Linked DNA regions of Homo sapiens: region 1 is linked to region 2. A link is an interaction called in ENCODE POLR2A ChIA-PET data of the cell type or tissue named here. Cell type or tissue: MCF 10A. All regions are shown on one strand. Links, peaks and the distances in the headings refer to the core of each region. The heading gives the core; the rest is flanking DNA. Region 1 has its middle 15 kb from the start of ACE. Region 2 holds the start of TACO1 (translational activator of cytochrome c oxidase I).

Region 1 (5,376 bases), core at 254-5,253, 140 kb after region 2:
TCATTTATTTTCACAATTCTATAGTTTGTCACGTGATTATGTCACAATTTATTTCTCTGATCTCCTGTCAATGGACATTTGAGTTACTTTTTGTTTTTTGCTATTACAAAATGATTTGCCAGGAACATTTTGTACATGTCCCCTTGGTATACATAAGCAATTTTATATCTGTTGAATCTAATAGCAAGATATCAGGGCTTGTAAATTGTATGCCTTTTTTTCATTCCATTTTTTAGTGGTTCATTTTTATTGTATTTTACAAGAAGGATTATTCCCCAAACAAACTGGAAATTAACACAGAAACAAGACAGGTCCTCCACCACAGTTTGAGAGAAGTACTGCTGTAGGGAATACACTGGGAGTAAAGTCACTGGGCCAAGGCTGTGCAGGTGTTCAAAGGTATGCAAAAGTTCAAGGGTATCCAGATGTCAAATTGCTTTCAAAATAGTTGCACTGATTTGCACTCCCACCAACAGTGGATAAGAGTTCCCACATTGCTCCATAGCTTCACCAACACTTACTACTGTCCAATTTTTTAATTTTTGCCAATTTGAGGGGCATGACATTTTCATTACCTTGTTGCTGATGAGGTTAAATATCTTTGCATATGTTTACAGGACATGTGTGCTTTCTCCTCTGTGATATTCCTGTTTGTGTTCTTTGCCCATTTCTTTTCTTTTCCATACTGATTCTTAAGAGTTCTTTATATATTCTTGATATTAATCCTTTGTCATTTAAATGTGTTACAGATATCATTTCCAGTCTGTGACTTGCATGAATTTCTTTGGTGGTGGTGGGGGGGTGTCTTTTGATAAACAGGAGGTCTTACTTTGAATGCAGTTGGATTCTATCTCTTTTTTCTTTTTTGGCCAGCTCCTCTTCACTCATGCTGTTTTCCTGGGCAAAGCTCCCGCACGGCCCTCATCAAACCGACAAGCCTTTTTTAATCTGCACCCTGCTGCTTCCAGCCTCCTCTCAGTCCCACTTTATACTCAGTAGTTTATTCCAGAGCTGATGTTTTCACCTCTGAGTCTCTCTGCTGCAAAGACCCTCTTTTGTCTGCTTGTAGAACCCCCAAGTCATTCCTCAAACCCCACTCTGGCACAACCTCTGCTTCTCAGAAGCTCTTCCAGACCCCCAAGGCTGAGTCACTTCTTCTATTCAGTGAACCCCAAGCTGAGCATCGGATGATTGATAGTATATAGGTTTTTCATTACTCAAATGGGACAATTAGGCTGGGCGCGATGGCTCATGCCTGTAATCCCAGCACTTTGGGAAGCCGAGGCAAGTGGATCACTTGAGGTCAGGAATTCAATACTAGCCTGGCCAACTTGGCAAAACCCCATCTTTACTAAAAGTACAAAAATTAGCTGGGTGTGGTGGCGGGCTCCTGTAATCTCAGCTACTCGGGAGGCTGAGGCAGGAGAATCACTTGAACCCAGGAGACGGAGGTTGCAGTAAGCGGAGATCATGCCACTGCACTCCAGCCTGGGTGACAGAGCAAGACTCCCTCTCAAAAAATAAATAAATAAATAAAATAAAATAAAATAAAGATAAAATGGGATAATCACTACTTTTAATAAGTGAAATTTATTTAAAGTTAATTTTAAATTTCAAAAAATGAGATTCTTTAAGAATGGGATGCTTGGAAGGGGAAAACAATCGGGAAACGCTGCTCTCTGGCCAGTAATGTCTCTGGTATCCTCGACATCATCCTGTCCACATCCGAACGTTTTCAAGGACAGAAGCTCACTACTTCTGTGGGCTGAGCCACTGTGGTTGTTAGAAATTGCTTTGTTATGCTAAATGTGTCTCCTGCCTCTTCTTTAGGTTTATTGTTTTTCTTTTTCTTTTTTTTCTCTTTTTTTTTTTGAGACAGAGTCTCGCTGTGTCGGCCAGGCTGGAGTGCAGTGGTGCAATCTCAGCTTACTGCAACCTCCGCCTCCTGGGTTCAAGCAATTCTCCTGTCTCAGCCTCCCAAGTACCTGGGATTATAGGCATGCGCCACCAAGCCTGGCTAATTTTTATATTTTTAGTAGAGACGGGGTTTCACTATGTTGGCCAGGCTGGTCTTGAACTCCTGACCTCAGGTGATCCACCCACCTCGGCCTCCCAAAGTGCTGGGATTACAGGCATGAGCCACTGCCCCAGGCCAGGCTTATTATTACAGGCATGAGCCACCGCCCCAGGCCAGGCTTATTGTTTTTCACTGTGCTTTCTAGAGAAACAATGAGTCTTTTCTCTTTGACATGGCCACTGTCCAAGATGAGAGGTAGCAACCCCATGTCTTTTTTTTTTTTTTTTGAGACGGAGTCTCACTCTGTCACCCGGGCTGGAGTGCAGTGGCGCAATCTCGGCTCACTGTAAGCTCTGCCTCCCAGGTTCACACCATTCTCCTGCCTCAGCCTCCAGAGTAGCTGGGACTACAGGCGCCCGCCACCACGCCCGGCTAATTTTTTGTATTTTTACTGGAGATGAGGTTTTACTGTGTTAGCCAGGATGGTCTTGATCTCCTGACCTGGTGATCTGCCCGCCTTGGCCTCCCAAAGTGCTGGGATTATAGGCATGAGCCACCACACCCGGCCACAACCATGTCTAAGCATGTCTCCTTTTCTCCAGGAGAAACACAGTGCCTTCAGTGATTCCCGGGGAGAGAAGTTCTCTGTATCCTGATGCTCTGTCATCTTCTCATGGATGGACTGCAGATTTTCCACATCTCTCCTAAACTATGCTGCCTGTATTTAAGTAAAGCCTGTGGGCTGGCCTAACATGCGCAGAGGGAGCCCTGGTCCACTTAATGCAATTCCTTCCCTTGGTGCAGCCGAAGAGGGCTGAGGTTGTTCTGGCAGCCTCCTCACCTGCTGCAGCTCATATAGAAACTGAGAGTCAGGCCGGGCGCGGTGGCTCACGCCTGTAATCCCAGCACTTTGGGAGGCCGAGGCTGGCAGATCACGAGGTCAGGAGATCGAGACCATCCTGGCTAACACGGTGAAACCCTGTCTCTACTAAAAATACAAAAATTAGCCGGGCGTAGTGGCGGGCGCCTGTAGTCCTAGTCCCAGCTACTCGAGAGGCTGAGGCAAGAGAATGGCGTGAACCCAGGAGGCGGAGCTTGCAGTGAGCGGAGATGGAGCCACTGCACTCCAGCCTGGGCGACAGAGCGAGACTCCGTCTCAAAAAAAGAGAAAAGAAACTGAGAGTCAGTGCAAACCCTCAGATCTTTTCCGTATGAAAGATGGCCAGTTTGTCGATGTGCATCTGACTTCTCTCTTTTAAATGCTGACTGTCAAGTTCAATCTTAATTTCTTTTGACTCACTCAGCAATCCCATCTTAACTCTCACGTCTCATTTTAGCTCTTCCCCTCAGTTTTCGGTCAAGCACAAACTTACTAAGCAAGATGTTGTTTTGTTTTGTTTTGTTTTTTTTTTGAGATGGAGTCTAGCTTTGTCACCAGGCTGGAGTGCAGTGGTGCGATCTCAGCTCATTGCAACCTCCACCTCCCGGGTTCAAGCGATTCTCGTGCCTCAGCCTCCCAAGTAGCTGGGATTACATGTGCCCATCACCATGCCTGGCTAATTTTTGTATTTTTAGTAGAGATGGGGTTTCACCATGTTGACCAGGTTGGTCTTGAACTCCGAACCTCCAGTGATCTGCCTGCCTCAGCCTCCCAAAGTGCTGGGATTACAGGTGTAAGCCACTGTGCCCGGCTGTTAGGTGTATTTCACCACAGTAAAAAACAATAAATTACAAAAAATGGTGACATGCCAGGGACAATGCAGTGTGGCAACTCATCTGGCCCTGTCTCCAGTGTACCCTGCTATAGGATGTCAGGCCCAGAATCCCAGGAAGCAGGGGAGGAGAGGGAGGTACCTCTTCATTTCAGGCCCAGGATACAGCCCAGCTCTGCCGTGGCTGCGGACAGTGACAATCTATCTCTGCCTCCCAGGCCAGGAACATGTGAGTAAGCTTTGACTCATATCTGTCTTTTCTCCTATTGCCTAATCTTGCCTGGTCTTAATTAAAAATGTCTCCTTCCCTTTCTTACACTCACTCATTCCTCCGCAGGTTTTCACCGAGACCTACAAAGAGCAGTCACCGACCGTGCCCAGACACCTTGGTGAGCAGGGACAGCCTGGTCGCACTGTTATAGGAAAGGGGTCCCGATCCAGACCCCAAGAGAGGGATCTTGGATCTTGCTCAAGAAAGAATTCAGGGCGAGTCTGCGGTGCAAAGGAAAAGCAAGTTTATTTAGAAAGTCAAGTGGTGAAAGAACAGCTACTCCATAGACAGAATAGGGCATTCCCAAAAGTAAGAGGAGGAATGCATCCACCCTAGGTACAGTGCTTGTATATATATAGGATAAAAAAAGATCATGGGGAGATGTGCTCTGCTACAGGGTTTGTGATAAAGGATTCTTTTTTAAAATTACCAAATTTTGCAAGAATCAATATTATTATCTTTGAAGCAAAATTAGGAATGCCTTTGTTCTCGAGATATCGGGATATCTGGACACTCCGAAGTTTGGGTTTGTTAGTAAACATTATTAATCCATTTCCTTAACTGTAAACATCTAGAGGCTGGGAATAGCCTTCTGGGAATGCAAGTCCCAACTTCATTTTCCTAGCCCTCACTCAAGATGGAGTCGCTCTGGTTCAAATGCCTGTGATACCACCTCTCCAGGCTCCCGGGATGTTTAAACAAGCCACTCCCAGAGAGGCGATATGAAAGGTGCAGGGCAGGCCCTGAGCCCTGGCCACAGGCGATGCTTAAGCTGAGCCCTGAAAGGAGGAGTAGGAGTTCAGCAGGCAAGTTGTTAGAAGACTCGCATTTCAAGCAGAAGGTCTGGAAAGACGTGCTGACTGATCGGCAGGAGGCTGTGAGCTGTGGATGATACGGAGACTGCAGAAGCTGAGGCCATGGAGCTAAGGCGGGCTCAGACTTCCTCCTGAGGGCAACAGGTTTTTAGCTGGGGAGGACCATGACCAAATCTGCCTTTCCCAGTCACCTCTCTGATCTCTTTGATGCAGTGTAGATCTGTGCTTAGCAAACTCAGAAGGCCCTGTCACCACCAGGAAGGAAGAGACCCCACGACTGAGGGCAGTGGTAGGTTTAGGGGCTGGCTGCAGGTGGGACCGAAAGGGATAGCTGTGGACTGGCTGGCTTTGGGGGGGGGGTGAAGAGTGGAGGGGGTGATGATGCCTTCTATGGGGAGGGGGACATGCTAGAAACAGTTTTGGGGGAGGTGGGAAGGAGGGTAAGCAGATGAAGGATTTGGGTCTTGGACATGCTGCTAGTTTGGCTTTGACGGTGCAGGTCCTCTGCTATGATGTGAGTGGCTGTGCCCGCCAGTTCCTCTTCTCACTCCCTTCTAGGGC
Region 2 (5,376 bases), core at 232-5,231:
TGCCACCATGCCCAGCTAATTTTTGTATTTTTAGTAGAGATGAGGTTTCACCACGTTGGCCAGGTTGGTCTCGAACTCCTGACCTCAAGTGATCCACTCACCTTGGCCTTCCAAAGTGCTGGGGTTACAGGCATGAGGCACCGTGCCTGGCCAGAACTTTCTAATTCATTGTCTTTAGGGATGGTTTTCATTCTGCTAGGTTTCAGCGATCTCTACTTTGTGTCAGATGAAGAAGGGTTATAGATGGTAACAACACTTCCTGGACTCATTACTGCTCTTACTCTACTACTTTGTGCATAATAATTATTTTTATTTTATTTTATTTTTATTATTATTTTTTGAGACAGAGTTTTCCTCTGTTGCCCAGGCTGGAGTGCAGTGGTGTAATCTCGGCTCACTGCAAGCGCCGCCTTCTGGGTTCACGCCATTCTCCTGCCTCAGCCTCCTGAGTAGCTGGGACTATAGGCGCCCGCCACCACCACGCCTGGCTAATTTTTTTGTATTTTTAGTAGAGACGGGGTTTCACCGTGTTAGCCAGGATGGTCTCGATCTGACCTCGTGATCCGCCGGCCTCAGCCTCCCAAAGTGTTGAGATTACAGGTGTGAGCCACCGTGCCCAGCACTTTGTGCATAATTATTGAAATGTTCACATGACATTGTGATCTGAGGGTAGGGGCTGTATCTCATCATCTTTCTAGTACCAATGGCATGCCTGGCACAAAATAAACACAAGTTGGTTGAACTTCATTGGGATGCAGTGGCTGATACCTGCAATCCCAGCACTTTGGGAGGTGGAGGTGGGTAGATCATTTGAGGTCAGGAGTTCGAGACCAGCCTGGCCAACATGGTGAAACCCTGTCTCTATTAAAAATACAAAAAAATTTAGCCAGGCATGGTGGTGCACACTTGTAGTCCCAGCTACTCCGGAGGCTAAAGCAGGAGAATCACTTGAGCCTGGGAGGTGGAGGTTGCAATGGGCCAAGATCACGCCACTGCACTCTACCCTGGGTGACAGAGTGAGACTCTGTCTCAAAATAAATAAATAAATAAATAAATAAAAGTTGCTTGAACTTAATATCAAGAATTTTGAAGAAAAGGAAGCAAACAAATACCAGGCATGAGCTGAGGGGGTAAATTAACATTAACTGAATGCCTATGATGTGCCATAAACCATAAACTACCTCAAGGTGGGTATTATCCTTGTTTCAGAGAAACTCAAGTTAAGCTACTTGTTCAAGGTTAGTCAGTGACAGAAACCAGTCTTCCTGACTCCAAAGTCCACAGTTTCTCTCTCTTTTTTTTTTTTTTTTTTTGAGATGGAGTCTTGCTCTGTCACCCAGGCTGGATGGAGTACAGTAGAGCAATCTCGCTTACTGCAGCCTTCAACTCCTGGGTTCAAGCAATTCTCCTGCTTCAGCCTCCCGAGTAGCCAGCATTACAGGCATGCACCACCATGCCCAGCTGTTTTTTTTTTTTTTTTTTTTTGTTATTTTTAGTAGACACAGGGTTTCCCCATGTTGGCCAGGCTAGTCCTGAACTCCTGACCTCAAGTGATCTGCCTGCCTCTGGCCTGGGATTACAGGCTGTGCCACTGCGCCCAGTCCAAAGTCCATGCTTTCTACAGGACTTTTCCTTTGCTCCTACAGATGTCTGGCCCTAAACAGAAAAAAAGCCTTTTCAGTGTGGCGACCTAAGGGAGAAAAGACATGGCTGCAAATCTACCTTCCAAGGAAATGTGTCTTGGGGAAACATTAATGAAGCAAACTAAGGCCTAAGCTAAGGCCTAAGCACTTAAGTAATAGCTTTACTCAGTGCCCCTGCCACAACCAATAAGGTACTTGAGGCGACTTCAGAGGGGTTGATTTGTCTCTTCAGGAGAGACACACATCTGCCCTGACTCTTAGGGCTTGTTTCTATTAAGTACCCAGCTAGATTAGGATGAAGTCACTTCTACCTTACCGGCTTATCTTCTTAAGAGCAGCTCCCTCTCTGACAAACTGGCCAGATGCTCAGCGTCTGGAAAAGTGAGTGAGAACCTCCAACGTAGGGTAGGTGTTTTGAGGATTTATGAGGTGGGCAATGGTGGGTACTGGGGAAGGAAAACAAAGTGAAGGGCCGGAGATCTAGGTGGGCCCAATTCCGAGAGGCAAGCGAGGCTGCGGGCACTGAGAGGGCAGCGGCAGCCAGTGCTGGGTGACCGTCAGGGTCTCACCTTTCACTGCCAGGCGGATGTTCAAACAGAGTTTGGAGAAGATGCGACTCCTTTCGACGTCCTTCGGACCCTTGATGTGCCTGACTTTGGACCACTTGTTGTGCCCGGCGGGGACAGCCGCGGTAAAGTGCAGCGTCCTGCCCGGAGCGGCACCGCAGCCCCGGGGCTCGGGGTGGGAGGGCCGGGGGTCGCGCGGAGGAGCCGCCCTGACCCCGGGGCCTCGTGCCAGCAAGCATCGGGCAGCGGCCCTGCTTAGGCTGGCAGCAGCCCAAGCCGACATCGGTCCCGACCCTGGGGTTCAAGCTGCTAGCAGCAGCGGCCAACGCCGGCGCGTCTCTTCCACTGCCGGAACAAGCAGTTCCGGACCCCGCGGCCGCCTGTGCCGGTCACCTGAGATCCAAAGGCTTGGGCCCGCCCGGGGCGGCTCAACAGCTAATGACCCTACACTGTCCCCGCGGCACCCGGGACTGGGGGCCCTTGATGGCGTAGCACACTTCCTTTACCGGGTTCGCTCCAAAAACACGTCCCCACTGCCCGCAAAGTCCGTTCCGTGGCTGCACGGTACTCGCTCCTCTCTTGCCCTTGAGCAGATCTAGTTAGTGCTCAAGCCCTCACGGTTGCCTAGAGAGCGCCGGACTTTGTTTCTCATAATGTTTTAGTGGAGACACATCTGAGTTATGAAACTGACTTTGCTTCCAAATTGCTGCCTAAATCTGAGCAAGTCCAGAATGATATTTTGTTGTTGCCTCATTGTACTGGGAAAGAAACTGCTGCCAGAGAAGTGAATTGCCCAAATGTTTAATCTCTCTGAACGTCTTCCCTATTTATAAATAAGGATCTAATATTTGCTTTATCAACATAGGAAAGTTAGAAACACAAAATGAGCCCTTAGAGCTTTAAAGTAATAAAGTTTTATGTAAATAGCCACAGTGCACTTAAGCCCCTAGATGCAAGAGATGGTTTGGGACAGACTCAGATGAGTCACAGGCCTTTGGGAGAGGGAGAATGATCAGACAAGCCCTTTGGAGCTAAACTCCCCTCTTCATTTTCTCTCTGCTGTCTCGAAAGAGAAAACCGAATCCGTTAGAAGATGGAGAGAAACAAAGCGGCAGCTGCTGAAAAGCTTTGTAGTGACTCCCATGCTGGTGAGATTAAGTCCAAAGGGCATGACATATCAGGTAGAGAAGCAGGACAGCCGGGCGCGGTGGCTCACGCCTGTAATCCCAGCACTTTGGGAGGCTGAGGCAGACGGATCGCTAGGTCAGGAGTGCCAGACCAGTCTGACCAACATGGTGAAACCCCGTCTCTACTAAAAATACAAAAAAATTAGCCGGCCGTGGTGGCGCGCGCCTGTAATGCCAGCTACTCAGAAGGATGAGGCAGGAGAATCGCTTGAACCCGGGAAGAGGAGGTTGCAGTGAGCCGAGATCGCGCCACTGCACTCCAGCCTGTGCGACAGAGCGAGAATCCAACTCAAAAAAAAAAAAAAAAAAGAGAGAGAGAGAGAGAGAGAAGCAGGACAGTGTGAAGTCCAAGTTTGTGCCCTCTGCAGTTAGACTGGGTGGCTTCAAACCCTGGTTGTTCCATTTTCTAGTGTATCCTTGGGCAAGTTCCTTTACTTTCCTGTTTCAGTTTCCTTACCATAGAATGGCCTTGTGAGGACTAAATGGGATAATGGATGCAAAGCACAAAAGCATAGATTTTTTATTTTTTATTATATAAGAACCTCCATGGGGCTGGGTGCGGTGGCTCACGCCTGTAATCCTAGCACTTTGGGAGGCCGAGGCTGGCAGATCACTTGAGGTCAGGAGTTCAAGACCAGCCTGGTCAACATGGTGAAACCCCGTCTCTACTAAAAATACAAAAATTAGCCAGGTGCGGTGGGTGCCCATAGCCCTTCATACATGCTTGCACCTTAGCACTTACCTTTTAAAAAAATATCAAAATGTTTATATCTGTTTCTACCGTAATACTAAATTCTCTGAGAGTAGGACTGTACTTCCTATGCCCAACACAGTTCTCATTTTTTAAAAAATTAAGTTTTGACATATTTCACAGATCACACAGATCACCAATTCAAAGTGTACAATGTGTTATAGAATATTCAGAGCTGTGCACAATTGATTTTACATTTTCATCATCCCCAAAAGAAGTCCTGTACCCATTAGCAATCATTCCCTATTTCCCCCCAATTCCCACAGCCCTAGGCAATCACCAATTTACTTCTGTCTCTGTGGGTTTGCCTCTTCTGGACATTTAATATGAATGGGCCCACACACTATGTGGCCTTTGGTAACTGGCTTCTTTCACTTAGCATGATGTTTTCAGGATTCTTGCATGTTGTAGCATGTATCAGTATTTCATTTCTATTGCCAAATAATATTCCATTGTATGAATATACCACGTTTTATTTATCTGTTCATCAGGCAATGGACATGTGGTTGTTTCCACCTTCTATGATGAATAATGAGGCTGTGAACATTCATGTACACATTGCTGTGTGGACCTATGTTTTCACTTCTTTTAGTTATATACCTAGGAGTGGAATTGCTGGGTCATATCATAACTATGTTTAACCTTTTGTGGGATTGCCAGACTGTCTTCTAAAGTGGTTGTATCATTTTACATTCCCACCAGCAATATATGAGGGTTTAATTTCTCCATATCATGAATTTTTTTTTTTTTTTTTTGCTTTGTTACCCAGGCTAGAGTCCAGTGGAGCAATCATAGCTGACTGCAGCATAGAACTCCTGGGCTCAAGTGATCTTCCCATCTCAGTCTCCCAAGTAGATGAGATTACAGGTGTGAGCCACTGGCTAAATTTGTTATTCTTTTTGACTATAGTTATCACCATCCTTGTGGGTGAGAAGTATTATCTCATTGTGGTTTTGATTGTATTTCCTGAATGACTACTAATGGTAAGCATCTTTTCATGTGCTTATCAGCCATTCATATATAGTATTACTTTTTGCAATTTAAAAATAGTTTATTCAGGCCAGGCATGGTGGCTCACACCTGTAATCCCAGCACTTTGGAAGGCCGATTTGGGGCAGATAATGAGGTCAGGAGATCGAGACCATCTTGGCTAACACGGTGAAACCCCGTCTCTACTAATAATACAAAAAATTAGCTAGGTGTGGTGGCACGCGCCTGTAGTCCCAGCT

The links. ChIA-PET counts read pairs that join two places held together with the same protein. Peaks named below come from ENCODE experiments on the same cell type or tissue, not always from the same donor. Only the 100,000 strongest peaks of a DNase experiment are listed, where the experiment ranks them.
Region 1: POLR2A ChIA-PET joins it to region 2 with 11 read pairs; 8 of 35 experiments call an interaction of 5 or more read pairs at or near these places.

What each region holds. Positions count from the first base shown.
Region 1 is chr17:63,459,554-63,464,929 of GRCh38, reverse strand. No RefSeq gene overlaps it. Among named protein-coding and RNA genes, the nearest start is that of ACE, 15 kb to the left of the region's middle. RefSeq lists an enhancer at 4,019-4,088. In MCF 10A, for the core only: no CTCF peak of the experiment used is centred there; DNase peaks (open chromatin) are centred at 2,229 and 3,929.
Region 2 is chr17:63,598,200-63,603,575 of GRCh38, reverse strand. It overlaps TACO1 (translational activator of cytochrome c oxidase I), which reads right to left and starts at 2,681. Exons shown (of 5, transcript NM_016360.4): 1 at 2,213-2,681. The coding sequence starts at 2,492. In MCF 10A, for the core only: no CTCF peak of the experiment used is centred there; a DNase peak (open chromatin) is centred at 2,715.